Linked DNA regions of Homo sapiens: region 1 is linked to region 2. The links are chromatin contacts, found by Hi-C in ENCODE. All regions are on one chromosome and are shown on one strand. The core of a region is the stretch at or near the end of the contact, and the rest is flanking DNA. Distances in the headings are between cores, read along the strand shown.

Region 1 (6,509 bases), core at 1,417-3,916, 900 kb before region 2:
TTTTATATTAAAAATTATATAAACCTGGATTTCTTTATAGGTGCCAAAGAACGTTCTGAGATCTATGAAGCATTTGAAAACATCTATCCTATTCTAAAAGGTTTTAAAAAAGCCTGAGCATATCATTCAGCATCTCACATTATTCTGGTTTGAATATGTCCATAAGCCCAGCACAGAAACAGCTGGATTCTTCTACGTTTAATTGTAGATGTTACAAGTACGTTACTTATTAAAGGGCGACTCTGTGTAAGTAACCTAAGAAACGAAGAAAAATTCTTATTCAAAATGACTCCTTTTGTGTTATTTTAAAAACTGAACAAGTAAACATTTCAAAATTTGAGAGATTTAGGGTCTCACTAGAATGATATTGTAGCATCATGAAGACTCAATGCGTTTCCTTTTAGCCGGAAGGGCCATCTTCCAGTAATTTGCCAAAATGACGAACACAAAGGGAAAGAGGTGAGGCACCTGATACATGTTCTCTAGGCCTTTTAGAAAAGATGGAGTTGTTCCTTTGGCCACATACATGCGAATCTACGAAAAAGGTGATATTGTAGACATCAAGGGAATGGCTGCTTTTCAAAAAGGAGTGCTCCGCAAATGTTACCACAGCAAAGCTGGAAGAGTCTACAGTGTTACCCAGCATGCTGTTGGCATTGTAAACAAGGGCAAGATTTTTGCCAAGAGAATGAATGTGCTTACTGAGCCAGGCTGGTCTTGAACTCCTGACCTCAGTTGATCCATCTGCCTGGGCCTTGGCACTCTAAGAGCCAAGTAAGTTTCCTGAAACGCGTGAAGGTAAATAATCAGAAAAAGACGTCAAAGGGAGAGGTGTCTGAGTTCAACTGAAGCGCCAGCCTGCTCCACCCAGACAAGCACTTAGAACCAATGGAGGGAGCCTGGGCTGCTGGAACCTATTCCCTATGAGTTCATGGCATAATAGGTGTCAAAAAAAATTCTGAACTGTACAAATGTTTCTCTTCATTGAGAAGTGTGGCGCCGCCCCCTCCCCTTAAAGAAATATTTAAACTACATTTTGTATCCAAAAACCTCAGTGCTCTGCTGTTAAGTAATACATTAATATGCGTTCTCTGAAAATATATAGCAACATATAGGAGTTTCAAATAACTGCATAAGCTAGATACTATCTGTGATATCATCTAGCACGATAGGAATTAATGTGTATTTTTTGCCTTTTAAAATATTGAACAGTTGATCCTGATCATTAGGTATTAAGCACTGTGAAGGATCCTGTCTGAATACAAATGAAACATAAGCCCGAGACCTTAAAAAATAATCCTTTTGTTTGAAATGATCAGAGAGAAAGACTTCTCACTTAAAAATAAATCTTAAACTTTCAGGAACCATTCAAGTTTAGTGTAAACTGTATTCTGAATATAGAGAATTTTTGCTTTTGCTTGTTTTTGTAATCCTACGTGATTTGTATTTAAAAAGACTGGGTAAGATTAAGAAGACGGAGGAGCAAAGGGCTCAGATTCAAGACCTAATTAGCTTGTAGAATCACCAGTTTTCGATGGTGATGTGGAGATTAACAGGGAGGGACGGGCTAATATGAATCATGGCTCTTGGCTGTAAATCATCAGTGATTACGTCCTTTACCAAAGTAAGAAAACAGGTTTGTAGGGAGGCAGAAGTCAGTTTCCAACACTTTGAGTTTGTGGTGTCCTGGAATGTCACCTGATACCTAGTAAGTAGTTCTGGATCTTTGGGTATGGAACTTGAGAAAGGAATCCTGGCTAGAGAGAGAATTCAGGGCAGTTTATCAGTAGATAGCCTAGTAAAATCATCCTTGAGAATCACTGGTCTATTTAATCTCACCTATAAACTCACTTTTCTCTGTAGTTTAGAGGCATATTCAAACACTAATTACTCTGATATGATCCTCCCAACACATCACCTTATATATCCCCTATCCACCAAAAGAAACTTGAAGGGAAGTCCTAACCATCTACCTAGTTCAAATTCTCTTAGAGCATGGCCCAGGGTAGGGAAGGTACGTTAGCCACGTGATTAACTTTTCAGAAGGATACAATTCTGATTTTGCACGTTCACTTTGGTTGTTTTCACTATTGGTAAAGTATAATACTATTAACCATATTAATCCTCACGGCATTAGATGGGTACTATAATTCTATCCATTTAACACGAGAGAACAGGCGCAGAGAGATTAAGGAACTTGCCCCAAGTCACACAGCTATTAAGCAGGTGAGTGAGCCAAAATTCAACCTAGTTCCAAGACCCAGCCCCTTCACCCTACTTTGTTTGCTGTAGTTTAGCCAGATTTTAAAGCATCCACAGCAAGTTAAATTCCCTTATTCCGCTCCCATTCCGTTTTCCCAGAATCCTTAGGGTATGGTATTACAATTTTCTGCACAAGTTTGAGGCTTTAACTCGTAGTCTTGGCCTGAGCCAGCAGATGACATTTTGTTTGGCCGACTAGCCCCTCTAATATAACTCTCCCCCTGCTTCGGGACCTGTTGCCCCTCAGCAGACCGGAAAAACAACAGTGCCCGGGACAGGAACACGCGGCGGCGGAGGGGTCCGGGGGCTCGCCGGCATCCCAGCCCCCCTTCCCCAGGCCCCTCCTCCTGGCCCAGAATGCACCCGGTTGAAAACAAAATCCCACGTGACTGGCTCTCCTCTCAGGCCATCATGGCGTCTCCCAGTGGGAAGGGAGCCCGGGCGCTGGAGGCTCCTGGCTGCGGGCCCCGGCCGCTCGCCCGGGACCTGGTGGACTCCGTGGACGATGCGGAGGGGCTGTACGTGGCTGTGGAGCGCTGCCCGCTGTGCAACACTACCCGCCGGCGGCTGACCTGCGCCAAATGCGTTCAGAGCGGCGATTTCGTCTACTTCGACGGCCGCGACCGGGAGAGGTACGGCGGCCGCCACGGCCCTATTGTTTCTTCTGCTGTGTGTCCTCCAGCCAGGCAGCCGAAGGCTGGAACCTGGGGCTCCCCGTCCGGGCACCAGATACCAGCGAGAGGAGCGAGAGAGAGGGAGTGTAGCTAGCTGCTCTGCACCGGAGCTTTGCTACCAGAGGACAGCGTAGGGGCCAGATGAGGGAAGGTCGCCGTTTCCCCATCACCCACCCAAGAGGAGTTTGACCCCACGGTGCTCTTGGTCACTGGGGAAAAAAGGAATAAGTGGTGACTCTCTGGAGAAGTTTTCCCGTTGCTGCCATTAAGTTAGATTCCCAGCTCTTTGCTGTATGTACTCCCATTCAAAAGCTTGGCTTTCTATTTTCGAAAGCATATTTATACTCATTCTCTAGAGGAGAGAGTAGAAGAGAATCAAATAACTGCTTTAGAGGGATTTGGGCCTGGTAGTCTGTCACAGATGGACTTTGTTATCAGACATGCTTACTCTAATGTGTGAATTGAGGCTTGCTGTTAACGCCCCTTTCCCCTCCCTGCCTCTAAAGATTATTTTAGATTCTTAGGAATTTGGGAACGTGTTTTGGCCTTGTTTTAAAATTCAGATTGGGAGCTGCATGCTTTTAGTTAAGAGAATTGCCTTTAGGAAAATGTTTTGGTTTCATTTCGAAATCTAAACAGCTACAAGTTCTTGGTTAAGAAAATTGAAAAATTAGTGTGATTAGCTGCAGGATCTCCCACTCTCAACTTATGTTTCAACAATTTAGTGTCAATGATAGTCAATGATAGTAAGATAGCTAGCATTCTGAGCACAAAAATTCAGGTATTAATTCATTCGCAACAACCGAATGACTTATCCCCAACTTATTAGGAAGCTGCACAGTAAGTGCTTTGCCCCAGGTCACACAAATAGTTAAGTGTTGGTACAAGAATTAAAATTCAGACAGCTTGGACCTATGTACCCGCACTTAACCACTAGACTTTATATCCTCTATATTTGGGAATGTTTTGAGTTCTTAGTATTTCTGTGATCGTGGATGGAGTTCTTTCCTTTCTCTTTTGAGGAGGTTTGAATGACAAACTCTTTTTTAGTTTTGTTGCTGTGTCTTATTGGTGCTCTTGATGACTTTAGAAACTGCTTATGTAGTAAGTGATAGCTTTAAAAATTAAACCAGTTATAAGAATACGGGGTATGAGATGGAAATGTCTAACTGATGGAGTGAATCGAGGATTTGGTTCTGGACCTTCTTGTCTGTCTACACGTTTTACTATGTCTATTCACATAATTTAAATACCATCTATATGCTTAAGACTGCCAGACTTGTATCTCCAACCTAGTCTTCTCTAAAGTCCAGAAAACAGCTGCTTATTCAACATCAATATTTTTAGATTTGTAATAGATATCTTCATTTTAATATGGCAAACTGAACTCCTTGTTTTCCATCATAAATCTGTTTTCCCATGCTCATCCCAACCCAGTAAATGTCAATCTCATTGTTCCTTTGGTTCAGGCTAAAAAACCTTTCAGTTCTCCTTGACTCCTCTCTTAACCCAACTCTGTTTAGTCCCATCAACAAATCCCATCTACTCTTCAAAACTTATCTTACAACAAATCCCATCTACTCTTCAAAACTTATCTTAAATCTTACCCTTTCACCATCACCTGGTCCAATCTACCAGAGACATAAACTTATTTCCTCTTATGTCTCTGCTTCCGTCCTTGCTCCCCTTTTGTACAATTTCCATATTGCAGCCACAGTTATGCTACTCCTCCATTTCTGTTCAAATCTTCCAGTGGTTTTTCACTTTACCCAAAGTAAAAGCTGGAGTCCTTAACCAAAGTTCTATATTATCTGTTCCTCTGATTTAATCTCCTATTATTTTCTCCCTTACCTAATCTGCTGTGCCACTGTGGCCTCCTTGTCTGTCCTCAAACATACCAAGAACACTCCTTCCTCAGGACCTTCGCAGTGGTATTTAGACAGCCAGGAACTCTTTCTCTCAGAAATCTTCAGGGCTGCCTCCTTTGTTTTTTTTTTTAGGTGCCTGCTCATACGTTAGACTCTTTCTGATCCTTCTATTAAAATGCTAACCTCATGCGTATTTAACCAGCTTTATTATCTTTTCTTTTCCATAACACTTACCACCATGTGATGGTTGTACATATTAATTTGTCTAACTGCCCCCACCCCAGTGATATAAACTCTATGAGGGCAAGAGTTTTTCTCTTTTATACACTGTTGTATTCTCACATAGTAGAAACTCAATAAAGATTTATGGAATGATTGAACTGACTCTGTCCCTCTTTCCCAAACTCAGTTTCTAGACCGTTTCAGTATTATTCATCATGATCCATTTGTTACTAAAGCCAGAAAACTGGGAGTTATCCTATACTTTTCTTTTTCTCTTCCTCTCTGCATCCAAAACTCAGCAAGTCTAATTCACTTTGATGTGAAAATATATCTTGAATCTATCCGAGTTTTAGTTCAGACCACCATCATTTCTCTCCTGACTACGTAGTGATCTCCCTTCTTTTAGTCAGACAACTCTTCCTTACCTTGCCTCTGGTCTCCAAACAGCAGCCACAATAGAAATGTAAATAAGATAATGTCACTGTTTTGCTTAAACCTTTCATTGGCTCCCATTGCATTTAAAATAAAATCCAAGCTCCTTACTATGGCATACGAAGCCTCATGTGATTTGGCTACTGTTTGCCTCTCTAATTTAGACTCTAAGGTTGAGTTTAAAATGTGGGCTTTTGACTCATGCTCCCTTGAATTGATTCCAAGCTCTACCACTTGGTACGTGATTTATTTTATTTTATTTTTTTTGAGACAGGATCTTGCTCTGTCACCGAGGCTGGAGTGCACTGGCACAATCATGGCATGCGGCAGCCTCAGACTCCTGGGCTCAAGCAATCCTCCCATCTTAACCTTTTGAGTAGGTGGGACTACAGGCATGCTCCACCACACCTGGCTAATTTTTAAATTTTTTGTAGAGACAGGGTCTCCCTATCTTGTCCAGGCTGATCTCGAACCTGTGGGCTGAGCAGTCCTCCTGCCTCAGCCTCCCAAAGTGTTAGGATTACAGATATGAGCCACCACGCCTGGCTGCTATGTGAGTTTGAGGAAGTTTGTTTGAGGGGGGAGGGGACAGGGTCTCACCCTGTAACCCAGGCAGTGCAGTGGCAAGATCACAGCTCACTGCAGCTTTGACCTCCCTGTTCTCAAGCGATTCTCCTGTCTCAGTCTCCCTGGTATCTGGGACTACAGGCGCACATCAACACGCCTAACTAGTTTTTTTGTATTTTTTGTAAAGACAGGGTTTTGCCATGTTGCCCAGGCTGGTCTTGGACTCTGGAGCTCAAGCCATCCACCAGCCTCAGCCTCCCCAAGTGCGGGAATTACAGGTGTGAGCCACCATGCCTGGCCCTGAGCAAGTTTCTTAACTTCATGTTTATTTCATTTTGTAAATGGCAGGGTATCTAACTTCATAGGTTTCTAGTAGTGATTACATAAAGCATGCATTTAAAGTGGTTAGCATGATGCCTAGAATGTATTACGCACTCAAATAAGTTCATCCTTGTGCTCCCTCTTTTTCACTGCTCCACAGTTG
Region 2 (5,976 bases), core at 3,255-5,754:
CCAATGAGTCCAAGTTTCCATCAAACAAACAAGTATGAGTTAACGCTTTAGATGCAGAATTTCTTGAGAATATACCCAGATGAATAAATATGATCTGATCTAGTGTTACATTCTATTCTCCGGCTTACAATCCATCCTCACATATATTCCTCAGGATTCCACAGATATAAATTAGCAAAATTTTGCAATTCTTTTCAAGGACAGACTATTTCTAGTCAGATCAGATTTTGTCCCTATACTAGGCAACATGCAGAGATCTGGGCCTCATGACAAGATAATAGAGGTAGCTCTTAAGTGTGGATAGCCCTTTGCAAAGAAACTACCCTAGGTGAGGTTATTACAGGATCTTCAAGCAAGAGAAGGCTAATTTTCAAAAGTAAGCAGCTTCTGTCAACAATGGAGGCTCAGAGTGACTGGAGTTTTTTTCAAGATTCTCAGCTCTGTCCATGTCTACCTAGATGTCCCCATTCCAAGTCTCAGGGTTCTACTTCTTTCCAAACAATATTCTAAATGAGACACTGACAAAGGCTAGGTAATTCTATTACTATCGCAGTTAAAACTGTGTTCAGGCACCTGCCACCATGCCTGGCTAATTTTTCTATTTTTTGTAGAGACCGAGTTTTGCCATATTTCCCATGTTGGTCTTGAACTTCTGGGCTCAAACAGTCTTCCTGCCTCAGCCTCCCAAAGTGCTGGAATTATAGGCAGTGAGCCAAAATCATGCCACTGCACTCCAGCTCGGACAACAGAGCAAGACTCTGTCTCAAAAATAACATAACATAACATAACATTACATAACATAACATAACATAACATAACATAACATAACATAACATAACATAAAACTGTGTCCAATTTTTAGCAAGTCTTTCCGTGGCTACACAAAATGAAGTGCTTTAGAACCATGGAAACTTTTTGATTCTCTAAGACTTGACCGATCTAACGCTTTGAAGACCTGAGTTTGTCATTTGCTTTCTGTCAGTGCTCCAGTGAACAAAGAAGCACCTATCTCACTTCTCACTTCTCCCTCAGTCCCTGTAGTCATCATTACTGCCATTAACAGTCAAGCGCTTTAGCCACTTGGTCCTCCAGCACACAGCTTCAGAAATAATTTTATCACAATCAACCAAATGTATCAATTTGATTGTGATGCCACTACATGTTGTGGGTTACTAGATTATTTCCCATTGGCAAAGAGCTAAAGAAATTACCAAACCGATGCCCCCAAATTCTATCTTTGAAAGTTTTCTCACCAGGATCCCATTCTTAGTGACAATTTCTTTATCAGTCAGGGTCCAGGCAGGAGTCTGAAAATGCATCCGTTATTTTAACAGAGAGATTGGACTTGATTTTTAAAGTTGTCAGCATCAACATCAAGAGAAATTTTCATATGAAAAATGTTAACCATATGTTGAAGAACTGAAAAGGCAAAAAGAGGACACTGAGTCCTACTTATGTGATAAGAAGTAGTAACAGCAGGAAGCAGCTATCACTCCTAGGACAAGGGAACAGAGAAAAGAGAATAAAGAGAATTTACTATAGTTTAGAAATGTGGAGGAGAGACTCTATGGAGCTCAGGACTCAGATCTGAGGAAAGGATACTGGTATCTTTAAGGAAGTGCATAAGGCTGATTCTAGCAGAGTAGGAAAGCATAAACTGGAACAAGTGGGACCAACTATTAATGCCAGAGTGAGGCACTATTGTGGCAAGTGACAGACAAGAAAAGGAATCAACAGGAAGCAGCAAGTCCCTTCATCCTCTTCCAGCTTTCCAGTCTCCCTCCCTTGTTGGCAAAGCCCAATGGGCAGTCAGCTTGCAAAGAAGAAATGTAGTTTAGAGTTCTGCCCTAGATTCACAAAGCAGAGGGTGGTATGAAGTTGAGGTCAACAGCTTAATAAACTGTGGTCAAGAGGAGGCCGGGAATAGCTACTGGAGTCATGGTCCCTGATTATTTGAAACTGTTAAAGGATGTAAATGGACTTTTGGGCTTCTTTGTGCTCAGTGCCTGCAGAAAGCTATCAGAGATCACAGAAACCACCACATGGTGAAAGAAAAATACTATATTTCCAGTTGCATGCTTCTTTGCTATTGCTATTGGGATTCCAATAATCATATGCTCCTGTTTTTTCTCCACTCCCACACAGTGCAGGCAGACATGGCAAACAGTGGAAAGAAGCAAATAGTGAAAAACTCAGAGAAGTACCAAGGGAAAAACCATGACAGAAAACACATGAACAGTAGAGATGGTATTATGGGAGGTTAAAACAAAACAAAACAATGACAAGGGTGAAAAACATGCGTATTAACTAGTTTACCCTTCTGACTGGGGTACTATTGGTACTATTAGAAAGATGTTTTTATGCGATTTAGATGGTGTCCAAGTTTTCATCATTTCTAGTCAATAAATACATGGCCTTGGCTTAAGTTTGCAAATAAACATAGTAAAAAGTTTATCTACGTGGGCAAAACTAACTCGGATGGAGAGAATGGTTGGGTTAGGCACAAGATGACTGGTTAGGCCTAAATTAGGATGGAAGTGACTGGATTTACATGGTCTTGTGGCCTCAGCAGTGCTTAGCCCAGACTTCCAAACGTTCTATAATTACATGGGCTTCCACTCTTGTAAAAAGTCTTACCTAAATGGGGTGATTTGGCAATTATTAAATTTTCAAACCAAGTCTTAAAGCTGGCAGAGCCAGGATTTGAACCTATGTCTGACTGACTCCAAAGTCTGTCTGTTAACCACTACAAACATGAGGCTCCTGACTACCCTCTTCCCAATACTAAAGATTGATATCTAAGATATCTAATTAGTTGGCCTATTTAAAATAAAAATTAAAGCACATAAGGCAATTATCAACTAGTTACTATTTTCCTTAGTGGAGGAAAATTATGCTTCATTAAGAGAATAACACTAACATTATAGTCATTTAAAAATCTTGTGTTAAGACTGCTTTTCTCACATGGGCAACACCTTCCTCATTCCAATTACAAACTTTTGTGTAATGAACATTAGCAATAAAATCTGATGGGTCAAGAATAACCAATTGTGTAAGATTGGTCTTTGTTTTCCAATCTTACCCCCACAAATAAGGAATTTGTATTTCCAATCCTCACCCACATACAAGGCAAGGAATTCTATGCTCTATTGCTGGTAGGGTGAGGAGCAGTGTGGACAGGTTAAAACTTTTGTCACTTCCTAAAGATGGCATATATTTTCAGAAACCGACAAGGGCCCGTGTTCTTTAAGGCAATCACATATATGTGACCAAAGGCTATTTTAAAACTCGTTTTACGTAGCCTTCTTTATTCACTAACATGTTCTCTGCCCCTATGCTCATGCTGTCTTCTCTGAGATGCTTTTTCTTCCCTACTATATACATTTAACTCCATTTATTTTTCAAAATGCTCATTCTCCAAAATCCAGCTCATGTCCCTCTTCAACAGAGTCCCCTCTGACCTCTTCAGACCATGGCTGTTATCCACTTAGAACTGCTGTTTGATCTTTTTGTAACTATTATCATCTCAAAGGGATTTTGGAGGCTGCAGCCTAGAAAAACTGTTGTGGGCTAGTTACACGGTTTCAACTCGTTATTTACAAGGCTTGTCTAAACATGATACAATAGCATCTCCTCAAGAGAGAAATTGAACCTCTAGGCTAGAAGAATTGCTCAGCGGTTATCTAACAGACCATTCTCCTTGTCTCCAATAGGCAACTGTCCTACCCTCGGTGTTACATATTTCTAAGGTCTCTTCCAGCTCTAAAATTATGATTTTACAATTCTATCGACTAAATATTACTTCAAAAGGTGTGGAATGTATACAGAAACCATTAAATTCTCAAACGGTAACAGTTCAGTTACAAGTTACTCTGAAAGATCTGAGGCTAAGGGCTCCATTCAGGTCAGAATCACAACTGTTAACCTCGCTTACTGTCCAGTCTGTGCACTGTAGCACAGGTGACTAACTCATCCAGGACACACAGTAGGCCCGAATCCGGGACAGAAGCCTACTAGAGAAGCACTTTCTCCCAACACCAAGCCCAAGCCCAAGCCCTTCCTGGCTGCTTTATCGCCTAGAAACAAAGCTGAGTAAAACACCCCAATGCGGTACCACCCCAAGATGCCCCAGCGACACGGACCAAACGGTGATGCAGGGCAGTGACGCAGGTGCAGCGTCCACCTTGTTTTCCTCCCAGAGAAAGTCGGAGTTCTAGGCACCCGGGGACACCGAATCCCCGACGTCCTCCGGCCCGCGGCCCTCCGGCTCCGGTGCCCCCTGCTGCTCGTCGCGACCCCACTCTGGCGGTATCCGCCCCTTCGTCTCTCACCCCTGGGACACTTACCATCCCAATACCAGGCCGGTGGTCACGATGAAGCAGGTAAAGACCACCGCGATGTAGAAAAGCGGCGAGTATTCATAAAGCGTTACCAGAAACACCGCAGCCATCAGGGTCTTGCTCTGGGTAGAGCCCGGCTCCAGCCGCGGAGCCCAGCCCAGCCCGGCTGAGCCCCGCCCGCCCGGCCAGGGTAAAAGCCACTACAGTGCCCCGGAGCGGACAAACTTTGTAGGTCCGCACTTGCCTGGGGTTCTCATGAGCTAGACTTTAGGGCAGCCTCGCGGACAGCGGGAGCTGGCGTGCCAATCACGGCGCCCCCTGCCGGACACGCCACGCCCCTCCCGCTCCCGTCCCGAGCTATTGGCTACGCAGACCTGGGATGGGGGGGGCCCGACTCGCACCGCCCCCGACTCCCAGGATTGGTACCCAGCGGGCGTCTTAAGCGCTGTGGCCCAGTGGTCATTGCTGTTCCGCCGGCAAATTCTAAGTAGACTTTGGGGCCAACTCTGTGCCAGCCTTAGGCAATGTAGGTTTTCTGATGTCAGAGAGAGGCGCAGTCTGAAATCTACGTGCATCGTTTCTAAATCCTGAAACCCTGCCTATTATATCTTAGGCAAATTTGGGAGAGGGTGGAGGAGGAGGAGGAGGAGGGCGGGCATCTTGGATTCTACAAAATGAAATAACCATAAGCACAGTGAAAACACAAAAAAAGGAGTCTCTACCACAAGCAATTTATACGAGACTTGTCAGCCTTTTCAGATTGGACTTAATCATAGAGGAAAATCAGCATTGCTTATCCAAGATTCTCTTAGAAATAAAGCATCCGCTTCCTCCCACATCCCCCTCCTTTTCTCCTCTTCTTGTACTCCTCAAATTAGAATTAGCCAAACATTTGAAACTGTATTTGTTTCCACTTTAAGAATAATTTTTAAAAAACTTTTTAAATCACACAGAAGCTTTTTAAAAATTACTGAAAGTAGCTAAATGGTCACTCCCTTGTCTCAACCCTGTGAGTCAGCTCCATCAAGGTGGCCTCCCTGAAAGTCTTTCATAACAGTTCATTGACACCTCGTTGGTTTGCATTTACTCCTAAAGCCACATCTAGCCACATCAGAGAATGGGGATATGTAGTCTTATTATTCGTGAGCAGCAACACACCCTGGTACAAATCAAGAGTTTTGTTACTGAGGAGGAAAGAGAATGGACATTGGGATAGTTAACTAGTAGCCTCTGTCACACTCCTAAATCACCAGTAAAATTCGTGTTGAGAAAGATGAACTAAGTTTGTCCTATGGCCTCACATATTCCTTGGCAAATGAGCACGTAGTCTCTGGAGCAGCACTGTTTGAGAAGCTTGCTTCTACAACACAATTTTTAATTACTATATATCTGATTTGTGAAAATATATACTTTAATCAGCCCTCAACTGTTGGAGAATTTTTCATTGCTATAAATAACACTGCAATGAACATCCCTACAGCTAAAGTATTTCCTTAGGATAAATTACTAGAGGTGGAACTATGGTTTTAAAAAATGTACATTTTAAAGATTTTGTAAAAACACTGCTCTCCAGAAATGTACCAATTTGTATTCCCAGTTTTTCATCCACAGTTTTGCCATCATTTGATATTGTCAC

Evidence for each region. A loop is a pair of places that touch in the nucleus more often than their neighbours do. Pooled maps may share reads with other maps.
Region 1: a map of CD8-positive, alpha-beta T cell shows a loop between it and region 2 (5-fold over the local background). The contact joins the promoter of ATG14 here to the promoter of CGRRF1 in region 2. A Hi-C loop is called at or near these places in 2 of 168 maps with a recorded cell type or tissue (CD8-positive, alpha-beta T cell and naive thymus-derived CD4-positive, alpha-beta T cell) and 5 of 50 pooled maps.

Annotation. Positions count from the first base shown.
Region 1 is chr14:55,407,987-55,414,495 of GRCh38, reverse strand. ATG14 (autophagy related 14) reads left to right here and starts at 2,666. Exons shown (of 10, transcript NM_014924.5): 1 at 2,666-2,894. The coding sequence starts at 2,674. It overlaps TBPL2 (TATA-box binding protein like 2), which reads left to right. Exons shown (of 7, transcript NM_199047.3): 7 at 41-286. The coding sequence ends at 117. It also overlaps a transcript of FBXO34 not described here and the pseudogene RPL21P6. RefSeq lists a silencer at 2,377-2,676.
Region 2 is chr14:54,508,434-54,514,409 of GRCh38, reverse strand. CGRRF1 (cell growth regulator with ring finger domain 1) reads right to left here and starts at 4,504. Exons shown (of 6, transcript NM_006568.3): 1 at 4,347-4,504. The coding sequence starts at 4,450. RefSeq lists an enhancer at 4,024-4,253 and silencers at 4,429-4,614, 4,414-4,843.